7 separate regions of the Homo sapiens genome follow, and all the other regions are linked to region 1. A link is a contact called in ENCODE Hi-C or POLR2A ChIA-PET data. All regions are on one chromosome and are shown on one strand. Each heading gives the region's core, a stretch centred on a gene start or an enhancer-like site at or near the end of the contact. The rest is flanking DNA. Distances are from core to core; before and after follow the strand shown. Region 1 holds the start of SNX3 (sorting nexin 3). Region 2 holds the start of PDSS2 (decaprenyl diphosphate synthase subunit 2). Region 3 overlaps SESN1 (sestrin 1). Region 4 overlaps ARMC2 (armadillo repeat containing 2). Region 5 overlaps ARMC2 (armadillo repeat containing 2). Region 6 overlaps SOBP (sine oculis binding protein homolog). Region 7 holds the start of ARMC2 (armadillo repeat containing 2).

Region 1 (4,041 bases), core at 489-2,988:
AGGCTCACGGCAACCTCTGCCTCCCCAGTTCAAGAGATTCTCCGGCCTCAGCCTCCCGAGTAGCTGGGATTACAGGCATGCGCCACCACACCCGGCTAATTTTGTATTTCTAGTAGAGATGGGGTTTCTCCATGCTGGTCAGGCTGGTGTCGAACTCCTGACCTCGGTGATCCGCCCAGCTCGGCCTCCCAAAGTGCTGGGATTACAGGCATGAGCCACCGCGCCCGGCCTATGATCCACATTTTACACATCCATAAGAAGACAACAGTGGCTTGAAACATTAAACTATTCGTTTCATATCTTAAAGTTTGATTAACTTTTTAAAATCAATGCTAACTACGTAAGAATCATTTTTTAAAAATACTTAAGTTTCACAACAATGTGAATATACTACTGAGCTGTATGTACACTTAAAAATGGTTAGGATGGTAAATTTGATTTTTGTGTTTTTCACGACACAAAGTGTGTAAGTTAATGAGAATTTTTTCACTTAAATGTTAATAGTAGCTTGTCATATAAATTTTGATTAAAGGAAAAATCGCTTTACACTTAACTTTTAATAATTTGCTGTCATCTTTAAATTAATGTAATTAATTTTTAAAGATGCTTCCATACATGGGCAAATTCTTTAATCCTGAATTATAGAGTGAAAGTGAAGCACTATTTTCAATTAACATCTTTCAAATCATCTAAATTATTGCCAACAAATACTAGTTATGAAATTAGGTATATTTTATTTCTGTTGATTTCTTTATTCAATTAAGTGCAAATCTCGAATTAAGAGAGCAAGATCCCTAGTCTTTTCTTAAAGCAACTGTAGTTCTGGATTATGAGGTAGGTGACACCACACCTCAGCCTTTGGCAGGGCGGTGGCCCAAAATGCTGAAGTCAACCATGTCCAATCACCCTTCTGGTCTGGCTCAGCCCTATCAAAAATTGTCAGGCTTCTGTGAACTTTCATTAAGTCCCGTTCAGAAGACTGCACAACCCAGGTTACTTTAGCAGCTCGGGAAGGGCCTGGAGCAGCCGGGTTGGCTTGCTACCTCTGGGAAGTCTCCAGGAAGAGAAAACTGGGAAAAGGCTTTAACTTTGCGCAAGCCCCTTTTCTCTGTCAACATCTCTTTCCCTTCCCAGCGAAGGGATGTGTTCTCGAAAGATCTACCCCTTTCCAACTCAAATGTCATTCCCTGATCAGCTGCTGGAGGGGCAAGCGGCGCTCAACCCACGCCCTCCTCTTCGAGCACCTTCTCCAAGTGCCAGCGCGCCGGGCTCGCTCTGCAGCCCCCCACACCAGCCCTACAGGAAGAGGGGCCCTGGCTCACGACCCCGGCCCGCCTCTGCAAGGGGGCTCCCGGCCTGGGAGGCTGTGGCTGCCCGCGGGGGTCCACTCCCGGGTCGAGTGGGGGTGACCAGAGCCAGCGGGAGGGGTTTCTTGGGAGAGGGGAGAGACGGCCTCACCTTGACCCTGATTTCGTAAGTGGTGAAGCGGCCCCGGCCGACCCCCACCGTTTGCGGGTTGCTCACATCGATCTCGAGGAAGTTGCTGGGGGGTCCGTAGGCGTCATTCAGGTTCTGCGGCTTGGTGATCAGCCGCCGGGTGTCAGCCACGGTCTCCGCCATTTCGCTGTAGCTGCTGCCGCCGCCGCGGGCTCCCTCCGCCCCCTCCGCGTTCAGCCGCCGCCGCCGCCGCTGCTGCCCGCCGTGGGGACACGGGGCTCGCGCGCAGCGGTCGCGAAGAGAACGAGCACGTAGAGCGGGCGTTCACCCCGCACGCGAAGCTCCTCCCCGCGCCCCTCAAGCTTCCGCCTCCGAGCCCAGGGGAGAAACGGCTCACTAGCTGGAACGCCACGCCCGGCTCCCGGGAGGCCCGGCCGAGGCTGGGGAGGGGCACTGCGGACTGGGGTGTGAGGAGAAGCGGTGTCATGGGACTCGGGGTCGCAAACAGGTTCCGGCCGGACTACAGCGCCCACAATGCACCGCGAGCGCGCCGCCGCGGGGCTGCGGCCGAGGAGGCGAGGACCCAGACGCCCAGAGCTGGCGCTTCCTGTCTCTCTGCGCCAGCCTCGGCCTGCGGCGGGGTAGAGCGCCGGAAACGGCTTTAGCGGCTTTGGGAATTGCGGGCGAAAGTTAAACGGAGAGATCTTAGAGATTTGCCCGCAAATCGAAACAAAACTGCCCCTACTAACTCTGTGCCAACCTGTGCACCGTCTCACTGTGAACCCCTGAAAATGCCTTTCTGGAGAAGGTTAAGCAAATGCCTGAGATGATTTTGCCATAAACCCGAGCGTTGCACCAGACACGCGTCTGGATTGATAGGTTGAAACCAGTAAAGTGGGGGAGTGAAATAAAAACTAAAGCCCTAGTTAAATCCTAGCATTATGGTCAAATCGATTTTGGAGACAGGTCGGTCCGCTAAAACAAAGTAACAGTAGACCGGCTGCAAGCTGCTTTGGGTGTCCACTTTCGTTTCTCACGAAGTCCTGATAAGTTTTTTTTTTTTTTGAAAAGTATTAAACGTACCTCTACAGGACTGGAAATGCAACTCACATGAGCCTTTTTAAGAAACGGGGAGGAAGGCCGGGCACGGTGGCTTATGCCTGTAATCCCAGCACTTTGGGAGGCCGAGGCGGGCGGATCACGAGGTCAGGAGTTCGATACTAGCCTTGCCCACATGGTGAAACCCCATCTCTACTTAAAAATGCAAAATTAGCTGGGCGTGGTGGTGCGCGCCTGTAATCCCAGCTACTCTGGAGGCTGAGGCAGGAGAATCGCTTGAACCCGGGAGGCAGAGGTTGCAGTGAGCTGAGATCTGCCATTGCACTCCAGCCTGGGTAATAGAGTGAGACTTTGTCTCAAAAAAAAGAAAGAAAGAAACGGGGAGAAAACCCAATTAATTAGGTCCTAGTTCATCTCTTATGGTCCAATGGGAAATGCAGATTTTAAATGTTGAGATACGATACATTTCTATCTCTGCCCAGAGAGTTATCCCTCACAACTATTTCTGCATTTTTTAATATGTCAAGTTTAACACTATAATTACTTTAAATAACCTGATCTTCCCCGCCCCCCTTTTCTTTAGATTTTAAATTATTAGTAATTATTTGTGGAGACGGGATCTCACTGTGATTCCCAGGCTGGTCTCCAACTCCCAGCATCAAAGTGATCCTCCCGCCGTGGCCTCCCATATGTGCTGAGATGACAGGTATGAACCACCGTGCTTGGACTGATCTGTCCCTTGAACTGCAAATTTCTTTTCTTTCTTGCTTTTTTTTTTTTTTTTTTTTTTTTTTTTTTTTTGAGACGGAGTCTCGCTGTGTCGTTCAGGCTGGAGTGCAGTGGCGCATCTTGTCTTACTGCAATCTCCACCTTTCGGATTCAAGCGATTCTCCTGCCTCAGCCTCCCGAGTAGCTGGGATTACAGGCGTGCGCCATGACACCCAGCTAATTTTTGTGTATTTTCAGTAGAAACGGGGTTTTGCCTTATTGGCCGGGCTGGTCTCGAACTCCTAACCTCAGCTGATCCGCTCGCCTCAGCCTCCCAAAGTGCTGGGAGTACAGAAGTGAGCCACCGTGCCCGGCCAACAGCAACCATTCTTAATAACACTAAGAAACACTGGAATAAAAAGAAATTACTTGGCCGGGTGCGGTGGCTTGCGCCTGTAATCCCAGTACTCTGGGAGGCCGAGGCGGGCGGATCACCTCAGGTTGGGAGTTTGAGACCAGCCTGACCAACATGGAGAAACCCCGTCTGTACTAAAAATACAAAATTAGCCGAGCGTGATGGCGCATGCCTGTAATCCCAGCTACTCGGGAGGCTGAGGCAGGAGAATTGCTTGAACCTGGGAGGCGGAGATTGTGGTGAGCCGAGATCGTGCCATTGCACTCCAGCCTGGGCAACAAGAGCAAAACTCCATCTCAAAAAAAAAAAAAAAAAAAAAGGCATTACTTAAATACAATGTATATTATTTTCCAGAAAACAACATTCATTTATTAATTCAACAAATATTTGTTGAAGACCTACTAGATGTTTTCATTCTAAGT
Region 2 (4,041 bases), core at 526-3,025, 800 kb before region 1:
GGCCAATTAACAAAATTGAAATTAAATGGTAGATTAAATAAAAGTATTGTATCAATATTAAATATACCTAAGTTGGTAACTGTAGCGTACTTACGTAGGAGATTACTGCTATGCTTAGGAAATACATACTGAAGTATTTAGGGGAAAAGGATCGTGATGTATGCAATCTACCATCAAATGATTCAGAAAAAAATATATAGAAAGATATATACACGTGAATAGTATATATATCTGTGTGTATATGTATTTAATGTATATATTGACATATATAGACATATCTACGTAGCAGGTGGATCTGATTAAAGAGTATGCAAGTGTGTTCTTTGAACTATATTATTTTTGTAACTTCGCTGTATGTTTAAACTAATTACAATTCAGGTGTGGGGTTTAAGTGGAAGAAAAAAAAAAAACTTTTGGCCGGGCACGGTGGCTCACGCCTGTAATCCCAGCACTTTGGGAGGCCGAGGCGGGTGGATCACGAGGTCAGGAGATTGAGACGATCCTGGCTAACACGGTGAAACCCCGTATCTACTAAAAATACAAAAACAAAATTAGCCGGACGTGGTGGCGGGCACCTGTAGTCCCAGCTACTCCCGCCTGGGCGACAAAGCGAGACTCCGTCTCAAAAAAAAAAAAAAAAAAAACTTTTATAAATCCTAAAGGCAGGTTTCACAGCAGTAGTACAGCATAAGTGATAAACATCCCAAGAAGATAATGACTACTAACGGGATAAATTCCTACTTCAACCCCAAGACATTCGTTGGAAAGAATTATCTACCTTCAGCCTCTCTCTCTCTCCTTGCCTACTTTCTGGAGGTGACCCCCTGAACAGTGCGGGACAGAAAATTAATCTATCCCATTAAAAAAAAAAAAAATTTCTAGGAAGTGACTCAATAAACCTACATCTCCGCTCGATTTCTCCACAAATCACTGAGGCATCTTCATCCTCAACAATTAAGAAGCAAAATCGAGGAAAGCATACAAGTGTTTCAAAGAAAACCACTTATGCACTCAGCTGAGCAAGAACGTTAAGTGGACTAGAGAAGAGACAACACGGAATGTCTAGGAGGAGTGAGTAAAAAGGAAGGACTAAAAAGAGATAAATCAGGAGCCAGTCTGAGAGAGCTAGAATGCGTATGCCCGCCAGAAAAAAAAGTATTCCAATGAGTGCGAGTGTGTCAGCGGGAGAGGGGTAGCTCACCTGGCTGTGGTAAGCAGAGGGTGCTGAGTGCCCACCAGCTTCCGCACCTGCATAGCGATGTTGCTGAGCTCGTCGCTCAGCAGGCAGCGAAGGCTCATGAAGGACGTGGGGTACCCCACGATCTTCTCCGCCTCTGACACTACCTGATTCCAGTGGGCCGGGGACTTGGAGGACCGACCACGCCAAGAGCCCACCGAGGAGATGGTGTCGAGGGACGGGGACCACCACAGGCGACGCGGGGAACCCGAGGCTCCAAGATAACGTGGCAAGTGCAACAGCAGCTGCCGAAAGTTCATGGTTTGAGTCTGGAAGGGTCTGGGACCTGGGGGTATCCAGAAGTGCCGCGGGAAACAAACCAGGGGCAGAGGAGGAACTTACAGTAACTAAAAGGAAGCGGCAATTCTTGACCCTCAGAGTAAGGTGGCTTCCTGGAGCAGTGACCAGAAACGAACTTTAACTGCTGCTTTCTGCAGCCCAGGCTGGGCAAACAACAGTCCCAGCTCAGCACTGCCCCCGGCCACCCGGGGTAGAAACCACAGCCACTGCCTATGTGGAGGACGCCATATTGGAGGCATGGAATGCGGCCTGCCGTAAAGACAGAGGCGGGTTGTTAAGTATACTCTCTACTTTACGGCGTACCCGAGAACGCCCCCGCAGGGGCGGTGCTTTGGAGGTGAACCCGGGTTGGGAGGTTCAGCTCCTCCCACCCCGCCGCTCTGGGCCAGCAAAGGTCGTCAGTGACAGGGATCAGTTGTGGGCGGCGAGTGGTCCCTCTGCACACGGTATCTGGGCCGAGTCTGGATTCATTAGAGTCCCCGGCGCCCAGCACTGAGTGGCATGCATAAGTATTGGTGTCACGAACAACGGTCAGCCCCCGGCTTGCCCGCAAGGAAGGGCGTCGGGCGGAGGCACCAGTTCCTCCCGGAAGCTTTTTGTCGCTATCGCCACCAGCCCCTGGCAGTGGCAGTGGCCGTGGCCGGGCGTGAAGGCGGCCTCTCGGGCTGCATGCCTCCTGGAGCTGGGGCCACGTCTCAGTGGTGGAACGCCTAGTCGGGGCGTGGGGCTGAGCCCTCGTGTCCTCAGGGCCCAACCAGACATAAGGCAGCGTGGTGCGGCGGAAAGGGGTCCCAAGGAAAGTCCTCGGATCCAACTTCGAATTACCGGCCTCCTCGCTGAGCCTTGGGAGAAACAGCGGTGCCTCCTTCCCGCGGGTGCGGAGAGGAAGAATGAAACGTTGCCTACTCCCTGCCTCTTATCTTCCTCTTTATGCCTAGCCTGGAGCTCAACTCCAGGATTGAAGACTATCGCTGACCGGAGTGCTTTTCACGTACTAGTTCATGTATTACTTTATTTAATCCTCAGAACAACCTCATTAAGTAGATAATATTAGTATTCTCCGTGTTTTGTATGAGGAAACTAAGGTGCAGTCGAGTCGCGTAAGTTCCCTAAGACCACACTAGACAGGGATGTGAGCCCAGACAATCTGGTTTCAGAATCCGTATTCTAACCGAAAGATTACACCGTCTAAATAATAGGCTCCCATCCACTCTTTTCTCCTTATTGCTGAGAGGAAACAGTCAATATGATTATCTTTTAAGTAATGCTACCTATTTTTTTTTCAAATGTGCCTAAGATCTTACCTCCTTTCTTATCACCTAAAACAGGTGTTAACCGTTCTTAATAAAGGATATATTATCCATTTTTTACACTCTTAAAAATAGCTTATAAAACTCTCTAAAACTTTCAAAATCCTTCCAAATTCATGGTATTTTATTTTTATTTTTTATTTATTTTTTGAGATGGGTCTTGCTCTGTCACCCAAGCTGGAGTACAGCGGCGCGATTTCAGCTCACTGCAACCTCCGCCTCCCAGTTTCAAGCAATTCTTGTGCCTCAGCCTCCCAAGTGGCTGGGACTACAGGCGCCTGCCACCACGCCCGGCTAACTTTTGTATTTTTAGTAGAGACTGGGTTTCACCATGTTGACCAGGCTGGTCTCAAACTCCTGACCTCGAGTGATCCGCCCACTTCGGCTTCCCAAAGTGCTGGGATTACAGGTGTGAGCTACCAGCTACCATGCCCAGCCTGTCAGTATTTTTTAAATGAGCATCATGCATAATACTGTACCAGCCTCTTGAGCTACAAATAAAGATTGGGACTTAAAGAGTAGTTGTTCACTTTGCAAAACAAGATGATTTTCTCTACAAAAGATTTAGCTTCATACTCTCCCTTTGGCAAGTTTTCCTTGTGATTTAAATTTTTTATTTACAAAAATTCAGTTTAGGTGTAACTTTTCAGGGGCACATTTTATTTAACATGAATTGTGATTATAAGTATCAAACACAGTCTATGCCCTTAAAGTAAGTAAGCTGAAGTTTGAAAATAATTCCTGTGAAAGAGATAAACTCTTGGCAACAAAATTCAGGTCTGTTAGGAGATGAAAATAAATATGGAGAGTGAGATACTTTACCATTCCAGGAGATGAAAATAAATATGGAGAGTGAGATACTTTACCATTCCAAAAAGTTCCAAGGCCAGAGCTTCTGGGTTATCCAAGGTGAAAGAAGTCATGAAAATACAAAGATAGATAGAGACTAATGTGATATATTGTGCACCTGAGGCTGTTTCTTCAGCCTCATGGTACCTTAAGGGTAACTTTTCACGCAATTTCCTCAATAGCAATTCACAGCATGTACTTTAATTTCTCCACAGAAGCCAAGTGCATTATTCTCTGGTCATACTCTATTAACCAAGTTTTTGATTATTCATGGGACTTTGGGTCCCATTTACTTTAAATAATCAGCATTTTCCTTTATACTTACAGTTAAAAGGTTGCATTATA
Region 3 (4,041 bases), core at 1,008-3,507, 740 kb after region 1:
CAAGTCGTGAAAAAGCATGAAGAAGCCTTAAATGGATGTTGCTAGATGAAAGAAGCCAGTCTGAAAAGCTACATACTTTTGTATGATTCCAGCTGTATGACATTCTGGAAAAGGCAAAACTATATAGAAACAATAAAAAGATGAGTGGTTGCAGGGGTTTAGGGGAAGGGGAAAGGGGGGGAAAGGGATGAACAGGTGGAACCCAGGGCATTTTTAGGGTACTAACTATTCCATATGATATTGTAATGGATGCGTGACATTAGGCATTTGTCAAAATGTGTAGAACGATACAATGCAAAGACTGAACCCTAATGTGAACTATAGAGTTACTAGTAATATATCAATTACAGCAAATGTACCACAGAAATGCTGTAACAGAAGAAAATGTGCATCTGTGGGAAGAGATTCAGGGGGTAGAAAATAGGAACTCTCTGTACTTTCTGTGCGATTTTTCTGTAATCCTAAAACTGCTCTAAAAAAGTCTGAAATGACTCCCAAGATATATTACCCCACTGCTTACCTCAATGTGTTCTTTGGTAATAAGCCAAGGTCTATGGGCTAACACTTTGTTAAGTTCTCCTAAATTCTGTAGTTTTTGAGGAGCATTCTCTAAACCATTGAGCCACTTGGGGTCCCCACCAACATGAAGGAAATCATTTACATGCAGGTTCACTAAGTAGGAGCACTGATGTCTTGCCGCAGCCTTAAAACAAAAAGATTATTCTAATTATAAATATTAAAACCTTGAACTACATATCCTTTTTATTTACAACATGCAAAAGAGCTAATTAAGTTTATTAGTATGTTTTCAAATTTTCCGTAAACTACAGAAATGCAGTTTTTATATAAACATTTTAAAAATTCAAATACTGTAAGAACCTTAGAAATATTCCAAGAACAAACAAAATATCTGATAAAAGTATTTGAACTTTAGACATTTTATCTATATACTTTCAGAACTTCAGATTAAGAAGAAACTTCAATTAAGGTGCCAATCATAAAATAATGGAATATTATTTACATCTTGAACAGGAAGCACCACTTATGTCAATGTGAACTATTTATAATAATGAAACAGAACTTGTGTTCTACTTATTTAATGAAGAATGGTTCTCAGCAATGTATAAATACTTGCTTCTTTTTCTGTTATACTTGAGAGCGTACTTATTTAAAAATAGGAAAAACAGAGACTGTGCAACAGGAATCATATTATATATCATAATCTAAGTATTTATCCCTGTGTTTAAAGCATTAACTGTCTCTTAAAGAGATTAATAAAAATAGGCAAAAACAATTTTTCACTGAATGTTTACAAACCATTATTCCAATGTAGTGACGATAATGTAGGGGTAACGGCCCATCCATTTGCAGTAGATAGTGCTGAGTTTTTAAGAAACTTTCTAAATATTGTGGGTGGAAAACCATCACTAACGTAATGTTATCCAAACGGCCCAAAGCAGCAAAAGAATCTGCAAATAAAGCATGCATCTGTGCGTCTTCACTCCCCACTTGGAGGATCTGTATAAATGAGAAAAACCATGGTTACTGAAATGGTAAATTGGTGTTAAGGGAAGAAAATATACATGCGCTACACTCTAAGTATCATTTAGAAGCAGATTAAATCTGGCTTAAGAAAGAGGGGTTACAAATTTAAACTCAACTGGTTGAAAGATACAGAAGAATAAACAGTTACATATTATATAGTAGGGGATAAACAACAAAGGCTGAACATTAAAGGCCATCTAGATAGGCTGCTTGCAGAGTTGGCCAGAATCCAGATAAAGAAGCAGATTTAGATTATCAAATTTGCAGAGCTTGCAAACAGACACTAAAGCCTTTCTTTACAAAACCGCCTACTCTCACTCAATTTAAGGAGAACTAAAATTAACTAATAGCATACACTTCTTATGAAAATAAAGCATAGATGCTTTTATACATATATAGAATTAAAGATCCAATCTAGCACTGATATCAGCCTGTGGAGACAGTCAAGACTAAGTAACTCAGGTTATGGGCACACCTAAACAACATCTAAATATAAGCAGATGTTGTATCACTGGTCAAAAACAAATCTTGGCTTTACTTGATTAAATATGGGTGTTAAAAACACATCATGAAATACTAGAAATCAACACAAGTACAACAGCTTTTTATTCCCACAGATTCACTGCCAAAGAATGATTAACTGCAACCAACTCTGACTAAAACATGTTGTTGACCAACAGTTCTTCAGATGCCAACATGTGGGTCATGAAAGCTCTTCCTTAAAAGCATACAGTTCACTATGTACTTTCACAAACAACGTACCTCCTTTTCTGGGATGAATCTGCTTGGTCCCTGTCCTAGTGGTCGAGGAATTCTAATGCCAAGTTCCTAGAAAAGAAAATTACACCATCTCAGGCCTTTGGCAGTAAACAAAATGAACTGAGGCTAAAGGAATGGGAGGGAAAAACAACCAGTCGAACAGAGACAGGCTTGTTTTGATGGTTTGTTTTCATGGCTGTATATACATACCAACTCTTCTGTTAGCATTACATAGCTAACAACAGCTTATAATACAACTCTGATTAAAAACAATAAAACCTGTTTCACTAAAACCAGAGTTTTGCATAAAGTACTTGGCAGAAAGTCTAGAACAGAAAGTTCAGCACATAGCAGCCAACCCTGTGGATCATCAGTGATACAAAATAAGACCAGTGTGTTTGTACATCTAAAACTCAACCAACCCAAATATCAATCCCTGTGCATCGTCAGAAAATGAAAAAGCAGTACTTCCACCTAGGTGTCTTAAACTAGAAAAAGTGTAATTATTATTACATCTAAAACAACACCTCACGGTTAGAATGTAAATTTATGAAAAATAAAAACTAAATTCACAAGAGACAGCACTACAGGGCATGTTTTCTCTGCAGTTAAATAATTTTAGAGAAACTCATTTTGTTTGTAAGTTTGCCTTAAATTAAGTTTTTTTTTATTTACAGGATGTCATCAATCTTGCCCATATTATATTTTAGAGAAGCTCAAATAATTGAGAAATAGTTTTCTGACATTTGACACAGTGACTCTAGAATCCTGTACCTTATGTGATGGTGTAGTATGGTTAACAAGAACTGAAAATCTGTTAGGGTTTCCTTTCCCTCCCTCACCCTCCCCATATAGTGTGTTTACAGAAACAAAACTAAAATAATATATTTCAACTTTTTGTTGTTTTGAGGCCTATGTCCTATCTAGTGTCATTTAAAAATTTTTTTTAGAATTTATACAATTAAAGATTAACCCCTTCACTCATATATATTATATATATAATTAAATACTCATATAATTCTACTCTCTCCTTACTGCTTTTAAAGTTCTTCATGATATAAACCAGATATTTTCCTTTTAAAGAAAAAAAGTGGGGATGGGGTGGGGGTGGGTGCACAGAGAGAAGGACATGTGTCAGCAATCCAAGAAATCTGGTCCCAGCAAATGAAAGTCTTTAAAGCAGAACAGGCTTTTAAAAATTAAGCAGGAAGGACAAAAGTGAAGGTAATCTTTATTAGGAGACATCAAGATTCAAAGTAGTTTATATTTGCCAACAGAATTCATAAAATAATATTTAAATAAAATAATCTTATACTGGAGGTTGGTGACTTCTCCCTGGTTAGTCCATCCTTACACTGAAGATAGTAATGCTTTAACATTATACCCTTCATTAGAGGAGGCACTTAATTCACTGGTCTGGCCACGTGTGTGTCTCAATTTTAACATCCTGTAATGAATGCCAGAGGACATCCCTGTTATTCAATATATAATTTTGGCACCAATAGCAGCCATTTATATACAATGATGACTCTTAGCTTTTCTAACTGCTGAATTTCTCATCCAATTACATACATTTGAAACAATACCTATTGGACAAAACTAAGGCTAAAATTAACATTTATCCCCTCTAATTTCTTTAATCTTGAAAACTGTCTTACTTAAACAAAATGTATTTTAGGAAAATGCCTGTTTCAAGGGTTTATTACTGTTTTATAACTAAGAGACTTGGGACTTTAG
Region 4 (4,041 bases), core at 454-2,953, 640 kb after region 1:
GAGAGGTGGAGGTTGCAGTGAGCCAAGAATGTACCACTACACTCCGGTCTGGGTGACAGAGTGAGACTCCATCTCAAAAAAATATAGGTATTACTTTCCTCACAAACATAATTATAAGATGAAAGGTTCAAGATCTCCCTGTTTCCTAACTAAAATACTCTCCTTTTTTTAAATTTATTTTTTATTTTATTTTATTTTGGAAGTAGGATCTTGCTATATTGCCCAGGCTGGCCTTGATCCTGGCATCAAGCAACCCTCCCACCTCGGCCTCCCAAAGTGCTGGATTTACAAAAATATTTTTATTCTCCTGTTTTTTAATAACCACCTCCAGATAATGGTGGATTTTGTGACATTTCAGGCTTTTGTTCTATTAGAACCCTCTTTTCTTAGGTAATGAGCATTGTTCTCATAGGAAAATACTGATCATTGTTTTTGTCAACAGATATATTAGAAAATGAATATGTGTGAAGTTATGCTATATACAGTATTCTATACAATATTCTCACTGTACCATGTGCTATTGATAGAAAGAAATGTAAGACTGGCTCACTTAGTATGACATCTATTTGAGGGCACTGGTCATATAACACAACACACACATACGTACATGAAAAATAAGTAACCTAAGGTAATGTTTGTTGAATGTGGAATAGTGCATCTTTTCTGAAGCAGCTACAACATAAACAGAGCCTCGAAGGACCAAAAACAGTAGGAATGAGGGTTATGGAGAACATTTTAGGCCAGTAGAGCTATGCAAAAAAGAGTTGAAGGTCAAGATGCAAGTGGCATGCATCTGTGAGACTGAGCAGATCACGGGCTGAGGTGGAGGGCATCTGGAGTAAAGGAGGCCAACTGAAGCAGGTAGCAGTCCCATTCTTCAATACCTCTTTGAAAGACTGTGTATTCTAGATAAGCTAATGACTGATAAGCAATAAGTCAACATGGTAGGAGATGGATCAAAGGGATGAAAAAAATCAGGTAGATGGAAGTGATAAGATAAGAAAAAAATAGAGGTCAGGAATTTGAAGATATCCAAGGAAATAATTATGGGGTTTTTACTTACACTGTCTGTGTTTGACACACTTGGAAACTTAACCTTAATTAGTAAGTGTTGCTTTACTCTCTTTGCTCTGACAGAAGAAAACATTGAAACGGTTTGTGCTGCTTGCACACAACTTCATCATGCTTTAGAGGAAGGAAACATGCTTGGAAATAAATTTAAGGGAAGAAGTATTCTCCTGAAGACCCTGTGTAAACTAGTTGATGTTGGTTCAGACTCGCTCAGCCTTAAACTTGCAAAAATAATTCTAGCAGTAAGTTTTTCTTTCCTCTGGTCTAGTAGACTATATCACATAAAAGCTTTGTTTAATGCTTTATTTTTAAATATTACAAAGAATATTAGAAATGCAGTGTATTTGTTTAGAATCTTGGAAAAAAATTAAGGTAATAAACTGACATCTCAGAATTTGACTAGGAAATATTATCTAAGGAACTAAGGCTGAGTACATAGAAAATGTTAAAAGAAACTCAACGTTTTTGGACTGCAACTAAGTTAAAAAAAAAAAAAAGAAGAAGAAGAAGGAAGGAAGGAAAGGCAAGAAAGAAAAAGAAATAACCGTAGGCAAATACATTCAAAATGGTTGCTCAAATAACTTGACTGGAGATCAGTAGCAGATGGTGCAGGCAGTGGTTTCTCTTGGATGCTTGATTCTGTCATATGATTTAATAAATAACTAAGTAATTTAGGCCACAGTCATAATAAATCAGGTGCTTTAGGAACCAGTGTGAAACCGAAATACAGCTGCGTGTGGTCACAGGAAGGTACCTCAGTGGTCATAGAAGGCTTTCACAAGGTGTGAGAAGAAAAGGCCAGACACCAAAAAAAAAGTCTGTAGAAACTCTGTCTCAAACAAAATGATATCACTGTTTGAGGGGAGCACTTTGTTGTCACAGCCATAAACAGTTGGAACCAAAAGATAAGCCACAATTATTATAGAATGTTCTAAGAGAGCCGCTAAAACAAATGAATGAAGCTTTGTTTTCTTGGTTTCATACAAGTACAAGCTTTGTGCTAACACCCCATAATTTACAGAATTTAAAATCTTACAGTACACAGTGAAGGTAAGTGTTGGCGTACTTACTGTTAGTTAATAAGAATGCCACCTTTTCTTATTCTGATAATGAAGTCTTTCATAAAGCAGAATTTTCTGAGCATATATCTATGTAATATCAGGGGGAGGCTACATTCTTATTCAGCTCTCAAACTATTAACTCTCTTTTTAAAAATTGTGATATGTGGTCAAGAAAGCAATACTTCTTTGAAATAGTGATATCACTCCAGGGCTCTGGCGGTGCAGCAGCTGCCCAAAGATTGCCTTTGCTATTTTAATCTGAATCCTAGACATTTTGTTCCATACCAAGCCAAAGAAAGAGAGAAAGAGTGAGGAAAAAAAAAAAAAGAAAGAAAGAGCAAGAAGGAAAGGAAGGAGGAAGGAAGGAACATGAATTATTTTAATGCTTTGCAGAGTAAATATTATTTCGGTTATTAATGGTGTCATTCAAATTAATTATATATATGACACAAATTTAACTATTTTAGGGCAAAAGGCTAAGTGATCTGCCAGGCAGTGAACATGTTTTGAACTAAACATATGATTAGATAAAGCCCTCTTGGTGACATTGACGGCCTTGCTGAATCAGGAGCAAGATGCTAGGCTAAACTCCAGAGTGCAGAGCTGGGTAGGTTTGCCTTCTGACTAGCTACAGAACCAGCAGTTCAGAAGGGACCTTCAAATCCATCAAGGCCAACTTCCCATCTACTGCCTGGATCTCCTGTAACATTCCAGACAAGATCTTGTTTAGCTTAGGCCTTGGTGATGCGGTTCTATGTAAAATGTTAAAAGACTACATCATAAGAACTGTTGAAGAAGAAAAAATCAGCAAAAACTAAAGCTATATGGGACTAAGAAGTTTTTTACAACTTCTCTCTGCCTGTTTATTGGCAAATACTGGCAAATGAAAGTTTTCCAGACAGTCATCTTAATTTTAATCTTTGTGTCAGAAACTCTTACAAAATAATATACAAAAATATATAAGCTTAAATGTTACTATATTAAGATTTTTTAAAGGAGTACAAACAAATATATACAGTATGAATGTGACTATATTTAGGAGGGAAAAAATCTAGCGCCCTATGTACAGGGTAAAAAAAGAAAAGAAATACCAATTACCAACTGTGATGCTATATAGTGGTACTAGTATGAGTGATTTTAAACTTTTCTTACTTTTCTTTAATTTGCCAAATTTACTTTAAATAGAATAAACTACTGTTTTTAACATAAGAAGAAAACTACCCTACCACAAGAACCTACTTTGTGCCAACATTTTTTTTTTTTCTTTTTCTTAAAGACAAGATCTCGCTCTTGTCACCCAGGGCTGGAGTACAGTGGCGAGATCACAGCTCACTGCAGTATCAAATTCTGGGCTCAAGTGATCCTTCTGCCTCAGCCTCCCGAGGAGCTTAGGACCACAGGCATGCACCACCACACCTGGCTAATTTTTAAAAAATGTTTTATAGAATTGGGGTCTCGCTATGATGCCCAGGCTGGTCTCAGACTCCTAGCCTTGAGCAGTTCTCCCACTTTGGCCTCCCAAAGTGCTGGGATTACAGGTGTGAGCCACTGCACCTGGCCAGAGACTCCTCTTGACACTGGGAATACAAGTGAATAAACTAGCTCCTTCCTCTGGGGTTGCCACAGTAGCAGGGCAGACAGACAGCAAACACAGCAGGTACCAAAGGAGATAATGAGAACTAAGGGAGAAAAATAAAGCAGAGCAAAGGAAAGGGAGAGTAACAGGGAATTTTTAAAATAAGATCGTCTACATCCCTTGCATAAATGTAAGATTTTATTATCTTTTTATGTCTTAAAGTCATAATTTTACGGTTAACAATGGAGAAGCGGTACAAATTTGCACTGACTGTAAATTGACATTATAGCAGGCCTGGAAATTGTAGTTGTCTTTTTTCTTTTCTTTGTTTTC
Region 5 (4,041 bases), core at 1,095-3,594, 610 kb after region 1:
TGGTCAAAAAAAGTGGAAACCACTTTACCAGGAGCTGACAGAACTGGTTCTCCCTCCATCAACAAGATTTGATGAAGAGAGATAGGCTTACAGTCACAGAGAATTGGGGAGAGCCTGGAAGATACATACCAAAGATCACAGCCCCCACCTGAGCATCATACTTGACAGACAAGTATTTTTTTTTAATTCATTTCCAACATTTAAAAGGTAGAAGAATCTCATGGAAGAATCCAGATTTATGACTTCTTGTGAAAAATCAGAAAATCTGGCAACACTGGGTCCCCATTCCATGCAGCCACAATGGGGCATGATCGGAGCTGAGTGGTACCTCCATTCTGTGGCCAGGATATGATCTGCAGTCACCATGTCCCCAGCCTGTGCCATTCACTTGCCTGTGTGGTCCCTGATGTGGCTGAAGAGTTAGAATAAAGGAGAAAAAGAAAGAAAGAGAGAGAGAAAGAGAGAGACAGAAAGAGAAAGGAAGGTAGGAAGGAAGGAAGGAAGAGAGGGAAGGAGAGAGGGAAGGAGGAAAGGAAAGAAAAAAGGAAAGAAGGAAAGAAAAAGAAGAGAGGGAGGGAGGAAGGAAGGAAGAAAAGAGAAGAGAAAAGACAAGACAATGAGGATGTGCAGGGTGTGTACCTCATGCTGTGATGCCATGACCAAGTAGATCATCAGGCAACTTGCTTTACCTTGATGTCCCGATTTGTTTCCTTTCTTACACTGCCAGTCGATCTGATATTTATCAAACTCCTACTAAGTGCCAGGCACCATTCTAGGCCAACAAAGTTCTGTCCTCAGAGAGCTTACAATCTAGTGAGAGGAGATAGACAATGACAGGAGAACAAATAAGTAAGAGAATTTGAGTGCTGATGAATGCTCTGAAGAAGATAAACAAGATAATGGACTCGAGAGTGACTGTGGTGGGGTAATTTGCTTTAGCTCAGGTGGCTCTGAAAGGTATCTTTGAGGAGCTGGCAGCTGAATAGGAAGGTGCCTCATGAGAAGGAGGCAGCCATGTAAAAATCCATGGACCAAGTGTCCACATGGAAGGAAAAGCGAGTGCAATGACCGGGCACGAGAGCAAGTGCTGGTGGTGGAGGACCTGGAGGTCCAGTGGCTGGAAAGTGGCTGATCAAGGGAAGTTGGAGAGAGCTGAGGCCACAGAACTGCCCAGGGCCTCAGAATATGGAAAACACACCCAGCTGTGTTTTACTTGTAGTGAAAAGATAGGGTTTACCAAAGGGAGAGACAATGTGATGTAGGTTTTTTCACCAACAGCAGTTCTCAGCTGTAGCTGCCCATGAGAATCACCTGAGGAGCTTTTCAAACGCTCCCCCCGCAACCCGAGTCCCGTGTCAGCTCAGGTAAATCAGAAAGGGTTGGTAATTGCAGGAACAAAGGGTTTGCCAAGATGAGAGGGGCTGGGACCTGGAGGTGAAGGGCACTTCTTATGAACAGGATGGCAGGATTGGTGCAAGGACTCATACCTTGTTTTTTATTCTGTGTTCTTGCTTGTGAGGTTGAATACTGTGTGTTTCATGTATTTTTAACTTTTGGGAGTGCATGCTAGAAAACCCTGCTGCTTGCTGAGGTACACACTGATGTGAAAGTGACCACAGAGATGAATGCTTTGCCCACCATCCCCCTCCTCAGTGCTTCCCCAGTGGCTTAGCTCCTTCCCCGCTGGGGTACCTGCCTGTTGTCTGCATGCTCTGGGAGGTGCCCTCTGCAGCTGTGATTTCCCAGCACTGAGGCCAGCTTCACACCTCCAAGGTGCACTGAAGCATGTTTTCATCGTGGTTCTTTTATCCACCCTGTTTGCAGTCACCCCTCTTCACCATTCAGGTCATCCCTGAGGTCTGGGCCAGCATTCAGGAAATACTGGCAACAAAAAGTCATTGTTATTTTAAAAGCACATGTCATCCAATTATAAAGTTATAAAAAATATTTGAGCTCTCCAGCCTTGGAATCATTGTCATTTGTATAAGAGCTCCCTGGGTTTCATTTCAGATCTTCTCTATTGTTTAGAAGAGGTAGGCTTTGTGGAGTAACTGAGGCTGCAGAAATGGAGGGCATCCCTTTGTTTGCTGTGAAGTCATTTGTGGCTGATGCTACCCCACAGGCAGGGCCGGGGTGTGGTGGCAGGTTTGGAATTCCTGCTTCAAGACAGTGAAAGAGGAAGAGATTTGTGTAGTCATCTCCAAAAGGCCAGCAGTATAACTGCTTTGCGTTCACACAGGGTTTTTGGCTGGAGGTGGCACTGCTGTGAATGCTTCCCCAGTTATTCAAGCCAGACAAGAGGCCTGAGAGCAGTACCACCTCCTCAGCCATCCCTGTCACACTCTCCGTCACCAAGCCCTACACGTGCTTCCTGACTAGCTCTCGAGTCTGCATTCTCCCTCACCACCGCCATGCTGCCTCCATCCCTCTTGCCTCATCCTGTTTTGCTGCTCTTAAACCACCGTCTGCTCACTGGGGTGCTGTGATGGTCTGCAGGTGGGTGGATGCGAGGCCCTCAGCCAGAGGAACAGCCAGTGGAGCCTGAGGATGCTGAGCTCCCAACACGACATGGCTGTGAGCAGCAGCCTTATCCCTTTATCCCAGGGGACCATGAAAAATGATCATTTTCTGTGTGTTCCATAAAGCACAAGAGGTCGGGAAGCAAATAAAGATCAGATTGCACCACCCTCTTGCTGAAAACCCTTCAGAGGCCCTGTTGTGCCTACAGAAGTGTTTGCCAAACTGAGTTCCAGGGAACTCCAGGGAACACTTTTGGCAAAATGTTAATAGCTTCTCTTTGGAAAAAGGGTTCAGTGCTCAAATAGGTCAGGGAAACACTGCCTACCCCTCATCTTCTTGGAGAGTCTCTGCACATGAGCGTATTAAAGTGTTGGTGGAGAAATCTGTTTAATTTTAATTCAACACAGCATTTCACAAACCTGCTGGACTGTGGGATCTGTCTTTTGGGAACACAATTTGGGAAACACTAGCCTACTGTAGAAGTTGGCAAACTTTTTCTGTAAAGGGCCAGATAGTCAATATTTTAGACCTGGTCCTTATGGTCTCTGCTCAGCCTCCTCCGTTTTGTATTGTAGCATGGAAGCAGCCATCCACCAATTTATGGCCACTGAAACTTGAATTTCATGTAATTTTCACTTGTCACAAAATATTGTTCTTTCTTTGATTTTTTTTCTAACCATTTAAAAATACAAAAACCGTTCTTAGTTTGCAGGCTATACGAAAATGAGATAGGGCAGATTTGGTGGGGTTTGTAGTTTGCTGAGCTCTGGTGGGGGTGGCGGGGGATGACATCCCAGCACCTCCAAGTGCACAGCTGTGTTGTGATCCAGCCCCAGCGTAACATTCCAGGCCCTGCTCACGCCTGTCCTGGGCCTGCCCCCTCACGGTGGGTGCACCGGCAGGGTGGAACCCCTTGTTGTTCACCACACCCACCCTGCTGTTTCAAGCCTCAGGGAGAACCTATGTAATTTGCTGGGCCCAATGCTGAATGGAAATGTGGGGCCCTTTGTTCAAAAATTATTAAGAGTTTCAAGATAGCCACAGCAGAGCCTTAAAACAAGTATAGGCCCTTCTAAAACTGGGGCCCTGCCTGACTGTACTGGCAATACACACTTGAAGCTGGCTTTCACTCCAGACTTTTGTTCTCTTTTCTTCAAGCTGTTTACGTCTTATTAACCATTCAAAATGCTTCTCAGCCCCCACCTCCTCTGTGAAGCTTTCTCTGACCAACTCCCAACCCCTCAAGCTTTCTCCACTCTCTCTGCCCCCTCCTTACCTGGCTGGGGTCACACTGGGCTTCATTTATCTCTTTACACATCTGCCCCCTTTGTCTCCCCTGCTAGATAGAGCAACGTCATTAAGAAAAGTGTTTTTCTCTGTTTGTTGCCCAAGAGCCTATTACAGGGTGTGGTATATAACAGGTATCAAATAAATATTTGTGAACCTGAACTGGTCCTGTGTGGTAAGGCTGCTGGGAGCTGTCTCCTTTTGAAGTTTACCCACGATCCATTACAAAATTCA
Region 6 (4,041 bases), core at 429-2,928, 600 kb before region 1:
GTCGTGCACAGTGAAACTTTCAAACCTTGTTTTTGGCTGCTGCTGATTATTGTTGCCATTAACACCAGGATTTAGATAGCAGGGTTCAAAGCACAAGCTTCCACTTAGTCCTCCCAATGGGCATTTGACCTCCTCTTGCTCTTGCTAAATTCATGTTATAAACACTCCAAGCAAGCTTCCAGGTCTCTTTGTGGCTCCATTTCTTCACTATAAAATGAGGAAATGGTACTGTATTATCTCTGGGGTCCCTTCAAGTCCTACATTCTATCACCTCTCTGAAGTTATTTGTTCATTGTTCTAAGAATAATCTCAACAGTTGTAAAGATGTTTACAAGTCCTCTGTCACCACCTCACCTTAGCCAAATTTTACCCATTCACATTTCTGACAGCCTCATTTATTGGCAGGAAGAAAAGGTGCTGTTTTGGGGCATGGCAGAAGAGAGGCGCCTGACCCACTCATGTGATCAAAGTGTGTCGAGCGCCCACAGCGGGCCAGACTCTGAGCTACGAGTTGGGTGTAGAGACACGAGCAAAACAGACAAGCCCCTGACCTCTGGGGCTTTACCATGCAGTTGGCAGACTTCTAAGTGGCTGCTCCCAGAACTGACTGAGTGGCCTCAGGAAGCTCTATTTCAAACCAAGTGACTGGCGGCAAATGAAAGAAGGCTGCAGGTATCAAGAGGCAGAGCCTCATATCTCGGTGAATGTTGGGATGAGCATTCCCCAGAAACTGACTTTCCTGGTGGAAAATCCTGTTCAGAGCCTCTGCCCTGGGACCCCAAGGCTCTTGGTTGATTTATTTTCTTCCAGTCCAGTGCTACTGTTTGTTTTGGATGTGAAGAGATGTGAATGGCTCACCTTTTACAGGCAAGACCCACACACGGAGAAAAGCAAGCATTTCTTCCAGCTTAGTTGCCTTTGTGGGAAACTTCTGAAGATAGGTATATGTGTCCATGGTAATTTTCCACTTGCCAAAAAGTGAATCTATTGGCCCTCTTTTCAGCAAATACCAGAGCTGAGACATGGGGTTACAGGAGTGAGGTCAGGAGCTCCAGGGTCCTCCGTGACCTTGCCTGGCTTTGGAGTGACCTTGGGTGACTCAAAAGACCTCCTGCTGGGGCTGGATGCGGTGGTTCATGCCTGTAATCCCAGCACTTTGGGAGGCTGAGGCAGGAGAATCACTTGAAACTGGGAGGCAGAGATTGCAGTGAGCCAGTTGCACCACTGCACTCCAGCTTGGGCAACAGAGCGAGACCCTGTCTCAAAAAAAAAAAAAAGCCTCCTGCTGGTTAAGCATGCAGTCATGTGGAGGGGGAGGGTTGCTGGGTTGCAAAGGATGCTGTGGTCTTTGGGTGAGGGCGTGGTGTACCCTACTCATTATGGTATTCCAAAAAGCGACTTGAGTTTCATTTCCTCACACAAAGCTGGCAGGGCTGACCTGAGCAGACCGTGAATGAAACTCCTGTTGAAATCACGCTGTGCTGCAGCGGTTCTGGGGCTCATCCTAGGTCTGCCCTGGCGGCTGGAGAGTGTGCTGCTGTCTGACTCATGCCTGGGTTCTCCCCAGCTGGGCGGAGGGAGGGGGATCGGTCCAGTGGATTCTGACAGCCCCTTCTGCTCTTTTTCCAGGAACGTTCACTCACAGGGTACGCTCATGGAGAGAGGGCGCAGAGCAAACCATGTCACGCCATCCAATGACACCAGCTGGTCAGCTCACCACCCCCTCTGGCTAAAACTCAAGCAAATAAAGCCGCTTCCTGTCATTAAGCATCTCAGAGGAAGCAGCCCTCCCTCGATGGCCTCTAGCCCAGAGAAGCCCGCGCATCTTGGACCCACCAAGCAGGCCCAGCCTTCCTGCTGCCACCATCTCTGCTTCTCCCCAGAGGAACTTAGGGATTTCACCCCTGGCTTTTAAAAAAAACGAAATACCGACAAGCCACAAGGACCAATGTAGGTATTCTCCCCGCCCCATCTTCAAGGCTCAGCGACTGAGGCTGGAAGATGATATGGATTGGAACACAAAAAATCTTTTTTTAATCTTTTTAAAAACTGCTGTGGTTTTGCTGCTACACTAAGAATTGTGATTTGCATTGTACGGTTTTGGACCTATATTGTTCACGTTTTGATGGCGGAGAGGGGTGGTCCTGGAGGCCCAATGCTTCAGAGTCATCTCTGTCCTGCCCGGGATGCACTTTTAAATGAAGAGTTAGAATATTTTATTGGCTAATATACTTTTCTTGTTATTTTTACAAAGGCCACCTTTATCCTTTTTGATGCCATATTTTCAGTGTTACACTTTTATGGCTTTTAATTTTCGATTTGACAGATGTAAGAAGCAGCATGAATAGTTTATACTGTGGTTTTTCAGAGACTGAATGCCAAGAGAACTCGGTAAATGTTTATTCTTCTCAGCTTTCTCTTTAAATTCCCCTAAATAGCGCCCCATTTGGGAACAGAGCAAGAGTGTTGAACTGAAGACCAAAATGCCCTCAAGGTGTAAAATAATCCGAGGGGGAATATTTGCTGGGCGTCAGGAAAGACTCAGATGAAATTTCAACCCTGATGGTTTTCGGTGATCCAGGAAGTCAGTGAGACAATCTCTCTATATGCAGAGCCCTTTCATGATAATTAGAATGGTATGGACAAACCAATGAAAACAAGAGGGAAAGTGAGAAAGATCACCCATGATTCTGTTTCACTGTTTGCTTTCTCCTGTCATGGTTAAGAGAAATGTGCAATTCGATCCTCAATCAGTGGGTGGAGGATAACAGGGTAGATTCACTTGTGTGCACTTGTACAGTTGTAGCTGCGAGTCCAGAAGTCCTCTAGAGCATGTGTACTGGCACTGAGTTGGTGAGACAGTTGTGGAGTATCCCATTCTGATGAGTACAGAAAAAAAAAGAAAAAGAAAAGAAGAGAAAAAATTAAGAAAAAAATCAAAAAAGGAAGAAAACTAAAAAAAAAAAAAATCAAATCACCTTGTGATTCAGTGTATCTGTTTACTAACTCAAATAAAGCAATTGTTCCCTCTGGAGGGGTCCAGGTGCCCCCGCCCCACAAGGCCGCGGAGCCTCAGCAGGAGGGGTGGCGAGTTGCGGGTGGGCAGGGCCAGGACGGTGTGGCGCCAGCCTTGAAGCACCACGGCCCAAGGATGCGGTGTACATACTGTATTTCTAGATTCTCCTTTGTACAGAGTCACTTCACAAGTCAAGCTACTGTTTTACAGGTGCTCCTTATTTATTAGAGCTGTGAGAGCTTGGGGGACACACCTGGCGAGCAAGCTCGCTTTTTAAAAATGAAATTTGGGGGCAGGGGAAGGGGAGGCGGGAGGGAGGGGAAGCTCGCAAGCCCGGGGAGAGATTTATAAAAGTAAACAAAAGAAAACCTTCCAGCAACAAATTAAAAAATAATAACAAATCAACCCCAGCACCAAACCCACCCAGGCAGGAAGAAGCCGCCCCTCCTCTGGGGCCATATTTTTCTGCTGGGTCACAACATTCTCCTCTCCCTGACTGGTGTCAGATTCATCAAACAAAAAATAAATCTCGAAGAAAAAAAATGCACTTACATGTGCTTATTTGGCTTTTCTCATTATTATGACTACTGTTTTTTTTTGTTTTTTGTTTTTTGTTTTATTACAGAGGTGTTCATTTTTCTCCCCCTGGGAAACATTTTAAAAAATAGAACTAAGGAGTTTTAAAAGATGGTAAGCTACTGGGATGGCACTGTCTCTTCCTGACCTGCTAGACCACGCTTGTCTGCAGACAAGAGCCCACTCCGTCCGTTCCAGGGCCTGCTTCCTAACCATGCCCATCACTGACAGCACACAGTGCATGGGAAGTGAGTGTTTAGGCTGTAGACCCAGGTGTGGTGTCCCTTCCAAGTGCTCTTCAAGTCCTGATCTTTTTTGGCTCCAAGGGTTCAGGCCTGAGGTTCAAGAAGCACCATCAAATGGAGGCAAACATGCTCCACGGGTTCCACTCACATCCACACACCATCTCACCCCACTGACTAGAGAGACTTTTATTTCAGCCTTATGTG
Region 7 (4,041 bases), core at 815-3,314, 590 kb after region 1:
GATATTTCCTGGCCAGCTGAGTTGGGTAGCATCGGGTTCCAGTAGCTTGCTTATGGTCTATTTTAGACCAAGATCCTAGGGTGCAAGACCACAGCTAGTAATTGGCTGTACCAGAGGTTTTTAGGTTGATGTTTCCACTGAGATGGTAATTATGTAATCATCAGTTCCAAGTGAGGTGAGGCAGAGTCTCCATAGGGCAGGTTACAAAGAAACCTAAAACCCCCTCAGCCTCTCACCCAGGCTGAGGCTAAAAATAAGGGGTCAGAGAGTGGAAAGGGAAGATGTGTGGGGAAACTTCTTTGGAGAAAGGAGTGTGGGGTGCTATGCCCTTCATCTCAAGCCAGCGAGAGGGGCTTCCCCAGGGGCCTGGGACTGCCAGAGACTGTAGTTAGGTGGCCTGGAGAACTGGAGCCTGACTCACTCCTGGGTAAGCTAAAGCTCCCTCCTATGGCAGCCTAGAAGGGGCTGCACCCAGACAAGCCTGAGCTCTCAGAATCACTAGGGTAACAGATGTGTAGGGTTTCCCTTGGGACCTATCTAAAGGGGCACTGAAAGGTGGAATAAACCCTGGGTTTTTAGGATTTCCAGAAGCCCCCAGGAGGGAGGTCCCCATCAGTGGGAGACTACAAAGGACCAGGAAAGACCTACATGAGCTGCTTTAACCATAAGCCAGCACAGCAAGCTTGAAGCTGCTCAACTCCAGGAAGAAATGCTCCATCTCCTTCCTTCTCCTCCTCCTCCTCACTGCCAGTTTGATCCAAGCTGGGCCTTAAACAACCTCTAGTGAATAGAGGGGCGGGTGGGGGTCGGGGACAAGCCTAAGCCTAGTGCACCCCTTCAGGGAAGGCCAGCTAGAGACCTTAAGCCTGGGGCTGGAATGGGGGAGGAAGACTTTTTGAAGTTTGATGCATTTGTTTATATCTTGCACCCAACATTATAGTTTTGAAATGAAGCTGTGGTTGAGATTTAGTTACAACAAGACTGTCAGTTATCTAAGAATGAGCAGAAAAATCCAGGGCTGTTTCGGGTCCTAAAATTATCCAATCAACGAATAGGTATTTATTTTCTGTTATGTTTGAAATCCTCTTGAGTATTTTGAAGAATATTTACATTCCTTTAGTTCAGGTTAGTATAATTTCCCACCTGGCACGATGCCTTACACATAGTATGTGCTCAAAAATATTTTCAATTTAATTATTCTTTACAAGATGCTTAGCACCAAGGGAAGTGGCATTTTCCCAGTGTTGATGACAAATAGCACTTCAGCTGGAAAATCTCCATATTTATAAAACGTGGTGCAAACCTGAATGGAGAGTGCTTATGATCTCACTTTTATTTAACACTGTACAGTGTTGCTAAATGGTCTAACAGGAGAAAAGGGAATTTAAACTAGAAACACATAAATGGAGTGCTTTTTGCCGTTCAACTGTGATGATGCACGAACAAAAAACGATTGGCCACGGGAGACCTAGACTGGAATCTCCTTCTCCTGCTCACTACACCTCAGGCCCCCAGTTCCTCTCCTGTGGATGGGGACGCCAGGCTGCCTACCTCAGACTCAGAAGGTACGATTACGTGCATACACTCTGCGAACTGAAGGGCTGTACAAATGCAAGGGCTTAATAACAGCCAACAGTTTAATATTCGTTGATTGCCACGTGCATAGCGCTTTACATCTATTTTCTCATGCAGTCTTCATAACAGCCCAAGACCTACCTAGGTACTATTATTAATATTTCCTGCCACTTGACATCGGAGGAAACAGAAGCTCAGCAAGTGGCTCCAGGTTATACAGAGCCCTAACCTGAGCCAGTAAATCCTTCTTACCCACAAGCATTAAGCTTCCGTCCTGCCTGCTGTTATTTAACAGAGGTGCTGGGATCCGGCAGGGGAGCAACAAATGTGGTTCGGCAAATTGCTAAACGAAAAGCGGACACCCGCCCACGACGCCTGCTCTGATCTGACCTCCCGGCCTACAGCCCTCTCCAGGCTCCTCCCACCCGCTCCGGCCGTCGCCACGCCTCGGAGCTTCTACGCATGCGTTGGCGGGACCCGCGCAGGCCCAGTGGCCGAGCGGCGTCGTGGGGTTACCCCGCCCGCGCCAGCGCTGCATCCCTGGCCGCTACCCGGGGAGAGCCGGAGGATGAATTGAACCTCGCAGCCGCTGCTATCTCCAGTGCTCATCACAGGTGCTTTGGGTCAGGTCGGAAGCCTCCTTCCCTGAGCCCTCGCCAAGCTCATTCCCCGGCCCGCCTCTCCCGCCCTGCAGCGGCCTGGCCCTGCGGTCTGGCTGCCGGGGCGGCGGCGGGAGGTAGTTTGTGTACGGTTACCATGGAGACGCTGGCTGCGGGGCGAAGTGGGAGGGTGGCCGGGCGGGGTGAGGATGCTGCTGCGCCCTGCCCTGGCCGGGACCGTGGAGGAGCGGGCACTGCCGTGGGTGGGGGAGCCGCTGTCCGAGCGGGAGGTGAGGTGTCCCCAGCGGCTCCCCAGGGACCCTTCCTGCCGTCGTCCGCCTGTGTGTCCTCGGATGGGGTAGAGAGACGATGAGTGCCCTGTGCATGCTGTCAGGGGTCCGGAGCGGTTGTCTTTTATTTATGTACTGTCGCACTTAGCCAAGTGCGTGGTGCTTAATAAGAAGCCCAGTAATATTTGTTGAATGAGAGTGGTAGACTAAGGGGCTTTGTCTAGGCAGGCGGTGACCGGGCCAGAGTCATACAGTTTATATCTGGGCACTTCCAGGCAACAGGGCCTCAATAAATAAAAACGTATGTGTAACAATATTTAACATACTTTAAAATCATGGAGTGTATACATAATGCCTTTTGTGATCCATTCCCACAAGTAACACAACAGATCTTACGTCCCACCCTGATTTATAATAATTATACTTTAATTTGGTTGAAAAGCAAGCACCATTTATTATATTTATCCTGGTTTCTTAATCTATGGGATTCTGGTTGTTGATGTTGATTTGGCATAGCTGATATTCAATAAAATGCTTAATAAAAATTATCTGTTTTCATAAAGGCAAGTACCACCACCCACCTTTTAAAAGGAGAAGTACGTAATGTAAATGACGAGTTGATGGGTGCAGCAAACCAACATGGCACATGTATACCTATGTATCAAACCTGTACATTGTGCACATGTACCCTAGAACTTAAAGTATAATAATAAAAAAAAACTTATGTATAGAAACACTGAACAAACGTCATTCTCTCTTTTGCAATTTCTTTTTTTAAATGTAGTTTTTCATTCGTGGAAATGATTTTGCTGTATCCTTTTATCATGTAGCACTTGGGCAATAATTGTTAACATCTTTAAGGGCCATATTTTAAAATGTTAACATTTTTAAAGCACTGTGCTAACGCACTTTACATGTATTATATCATTTAATTCTTCAAACAATCCTATGGGGCAATTATTATTACTATCCACCTTTTATAGATGAGGAAACTGATGCTTAGAGATATTAGAGGCATTGCCTAAGGTCACATGGCTGTGAATTGTCAGCATTTAAACCCTTAGTCCAGCATCTAAGCACTTAACCACTGCCTCTTTGGATGCTCATATTAATACAAAAATGATTCAGAGTTATGGAAGGGTCCTGAGTATTTGATTTGCAGGGAAGACTGTGAAGCTGGCCTGCTTTTCCCCTGTTGCAGACATCCTGGTAGTGCAGTGTTGCATTTAGCAAGAAGGCTCTGGTTCCAGTGGCTATTAGCAGCAACGATAAAGACAGGTCTTTATAATTAGTTATAAACTTCTATAAATTATGACTCTGAGCTTTCACCCAGACCAGTAGGAAATATCTTGTTGAAAAAAAAGTTCTTCACTTTCAAATTTCCTACTGCTGGTGGTGTTCACCCTCTAGAGGTCCTGTGGATACCATGGACTCAGGATAGTGTGATGCAAGACAGAACTCAGCCTCTTTCTTCTTTCCTCTTGAAATCAGCTTCTCCTCCTGTTTCTTTTAAAAGGTCCCTTGCCCTCTGGCTCCCCTAGGTTTGCATACCTAGTGTTGTTTCTGGCCTCTTCCTG

Evidence for each region. A loop is a pair of places that touch in the nucleus more often than their neighbours do. ChIA-PET counts read pairs that join two places held with the same protein, here RNA polymerase II (POLR2A). Pooled maps may share reads with other maps.
Region 2: a loop to region 1 is called in a map of CD8-positive, alpha-beta T cell, with 2.9 times the contacts of the local background. The contact joins the promoter of PDSS2 here to the promoter of SNX3 in region 1. A Hi-C loop is called at or near these places in 3 of 168 maps with a recorded cell type or tissue (CD4-positive, alpha-beta memory T cell, CD8-positive, alpha-beta T cell and naive thymus-derived CD4-positive, alpha-beta T cell), 1 of 37 single-sample maps with no recorded cell type and 14 of 50 pooled maps. POLR2A ChIA-PET finds 5 or more read pairs at or near these places in 5 of 52 experiments (CD4-positive, alpha-beta T cell, CD4-positive, alpha-beta memory T cell, activated B cell and 2 more).
Region 3: a map of CD8-positive, alpha-beta T cell shows a loop between it and region 1 (2.6-fold over the local background). The contact joins the enhancer-like site here to the promoter of SNX3 in region 1. A Hi-C loop is called at or near these places in 4 of 168 maps with a recorded cell type or tissue (B cell, CD8-positive, alpha-beta T cell and naive thymus-derived CD4-positive, alpha-beta T cell), 1 of 37 single-sample maps with no recorded cell type and 12 of 50 pooled maps. POLR2A ChIA-PET finds 5 or more read pairs at or near these places in 1 of 52 experiments (naive thymus-derived CD4-positive, alpha-beta T cell).
Region 4: a map of OCI-LY7 shows a loop between it and region 1 (2.7-fold over the local background). The contact joins the enhancer-like site here to the promoter of SNX3 in region 1. A Hi-C loop is called at or near these places in 1 of 168 maps with a recorded cell type or tissue (OCI-LY7) and 2 of 50 pooled maps. POLR2A ChIA-PET finds 5 or more read pairs at or near these places in 2 of 52 experiments (Panc1 and activated T-cell).
Region 5: a loop to region 1 is called in a pooled map, with 3 times the contacts of the local background. The contact joins the enhancer-like site here to the promoter of SNX3 in region 1. A Hi-C loop is called at or near these places in 7 of 50 pooled maps. POLR2A ChIA-PET finds 5 or more read pairs at or near these places in 2 of 52 experiments (A673 and CD8-positive, alpha-beta memory T cell).
Region 6: a loop to region 1 is called in a map with no recorded cell type, with 13 times the contacts of the local background. The contact joins the enhancer-like site here to the promoter of SNX3 in region 1. A Hi-C loop is called at or near these places in 1 of 37 single-sample maps with no recorded cell type and 6 of 50 pooled maps. POLR2A ChIA-PET finds 5 or more read pairs at or near these places in 2 of 52 experiments (K562 and activated naive CD8-positive, alpha-beta T cell).
Region 7: a loop to region 1 is called in a map of B cell, with 22 times the contacts of the local background. The contact joins the promoter of ARMC2 here to the promoter of SNX3 in region 1. A Hi-C loop is called at or near these places in 3 of 168 maps with a recorded cell type or tissue (B cell and naive thymus-derived CD4-positive, alpha-beta T cell) and 11 of 50 pooled maps. POLR2A ChIA-PET finds 5 or more read pairs at or near these places in 3 of 52 experiments (CD4-positive, alpha-beta T cell, Panc1 and WTC11).

Annotation. Positions count from the first base shown.
Region 1 is chr6:108,259,302-108,263,342 of GRCh38, forward strand. It overlaps SNX3 (sorting nexin 3), which reads right to left and starts at 1,739. Exons shown (of 4, transcript NM_003795.6): 1 at 1,459-1,739. The coding sequence starts at 1,620. RefSeq lists silencers at 1,317-1,426, 1,537-1,796 and an enhancer at 1,924-2,759.
Region 2 is chr6:107,457,789-107,461,829 of GRCh38, forward strand. It overlaps PDSS2 (decaprenyl diphosphate synthase subunit 2), which reads right to left and starts at 1,776. Exons shown (of 8, transcript NM_020381.4): 1 at 1,202-1,776. The coding sequence starts at 1,497. RefSeq lists enhancers at 1,647-2,096, 1,817-2,738.
Region 3 is chr6:108,999,971-109,004,011 of GRCh38, forward strand. SESN1 (sestrin 1) reads right to left here. Exons shown (of 10, transcript NM_014454.3): 2 at 2,308-2,373; 3 at 1,318-1,518; 4 at 521-703. It also overlaps a transcript of ARMC2 not described here. Among named protein-coding and RNA genes, the nearest start is that of ARMC2-AS1, 78 kb to the left of the region's middle. Within about 2 kb of position 2,258, at least 7 of the 41 ENCODE cell types and tissues checked have a DNase peak (open chromatin) inside an H3K27ac peak, as active enhancers do.
Region 4 is chr6:108,903,093-108,907,133 of GRCh38, forward strand. It overlaps ARMC2 (armadillo repeat containing 2), which reads left to right. Exons shown (of 18, transcript NM_032131.6): 8 at 1,138-1,313. Among named protein-coding and RNA genes, the nearest start is that of ARMC2-AS1, 19 kb to the right of the region's middle. Within about 2 kb of position 1,704, at least 5 of the 41 ENCODE cell types and tissues checked have a DNase peak (open chromatin) inside an H3K27ac peak, as active enhancers do; they include OCI-LY7, where a contact is called at or near this core.
Region 5 is chr6:108,870,052-108,874,092 of GRCh38, forward strand. The region is part of intron 4 of ARMC2 (armadillo repeat containing 2); the gene reads left to right. Among named protein-coding and RNA genes, the nearest start is that of ARMC2, 24 kb to the left of the region's middle. Within about 2 kb of position 2,345, at least 11 of the 41 ENCODE cell types and tissues checked have a DNase peak (open chromatin) inside an H3K27ac peak, as active enhancers do.
Region 6 is chr6:107,656,578-107,660,618 of GRCh38, forward strand. SOBP (sine oculis binding protein homolog) reads left to right here. Exons shown (of 7, transcript NM_018013.4): 7 at 1,630-4,041. Among named protein-coding and RNA genes, the nearest start is that of SCML4, 170 kb to the right of the region's middle. RefSeq lists enhancers at 952-1,529, 1,278-1,327, 1,530-2,106, 1,568-1,757. Within about 2 kb of position 1,679, at least 21 of the 41 ENCODE cell types and tissues checked have a DNase peak (open chromatin) inside an H3K27ac peak, as active enhancers do.
Region 7 is chr6:108,846,358-108,850,398 of GRCh38, forward strand. ARMC2 (armadillo repeat containing 2) reads left to right here and starts at 2,065. Exons shown (of 18, transcript NM_032131.6): 1 at 2,065-2,189. RefSeq lists a silencer at 2,323-2,422.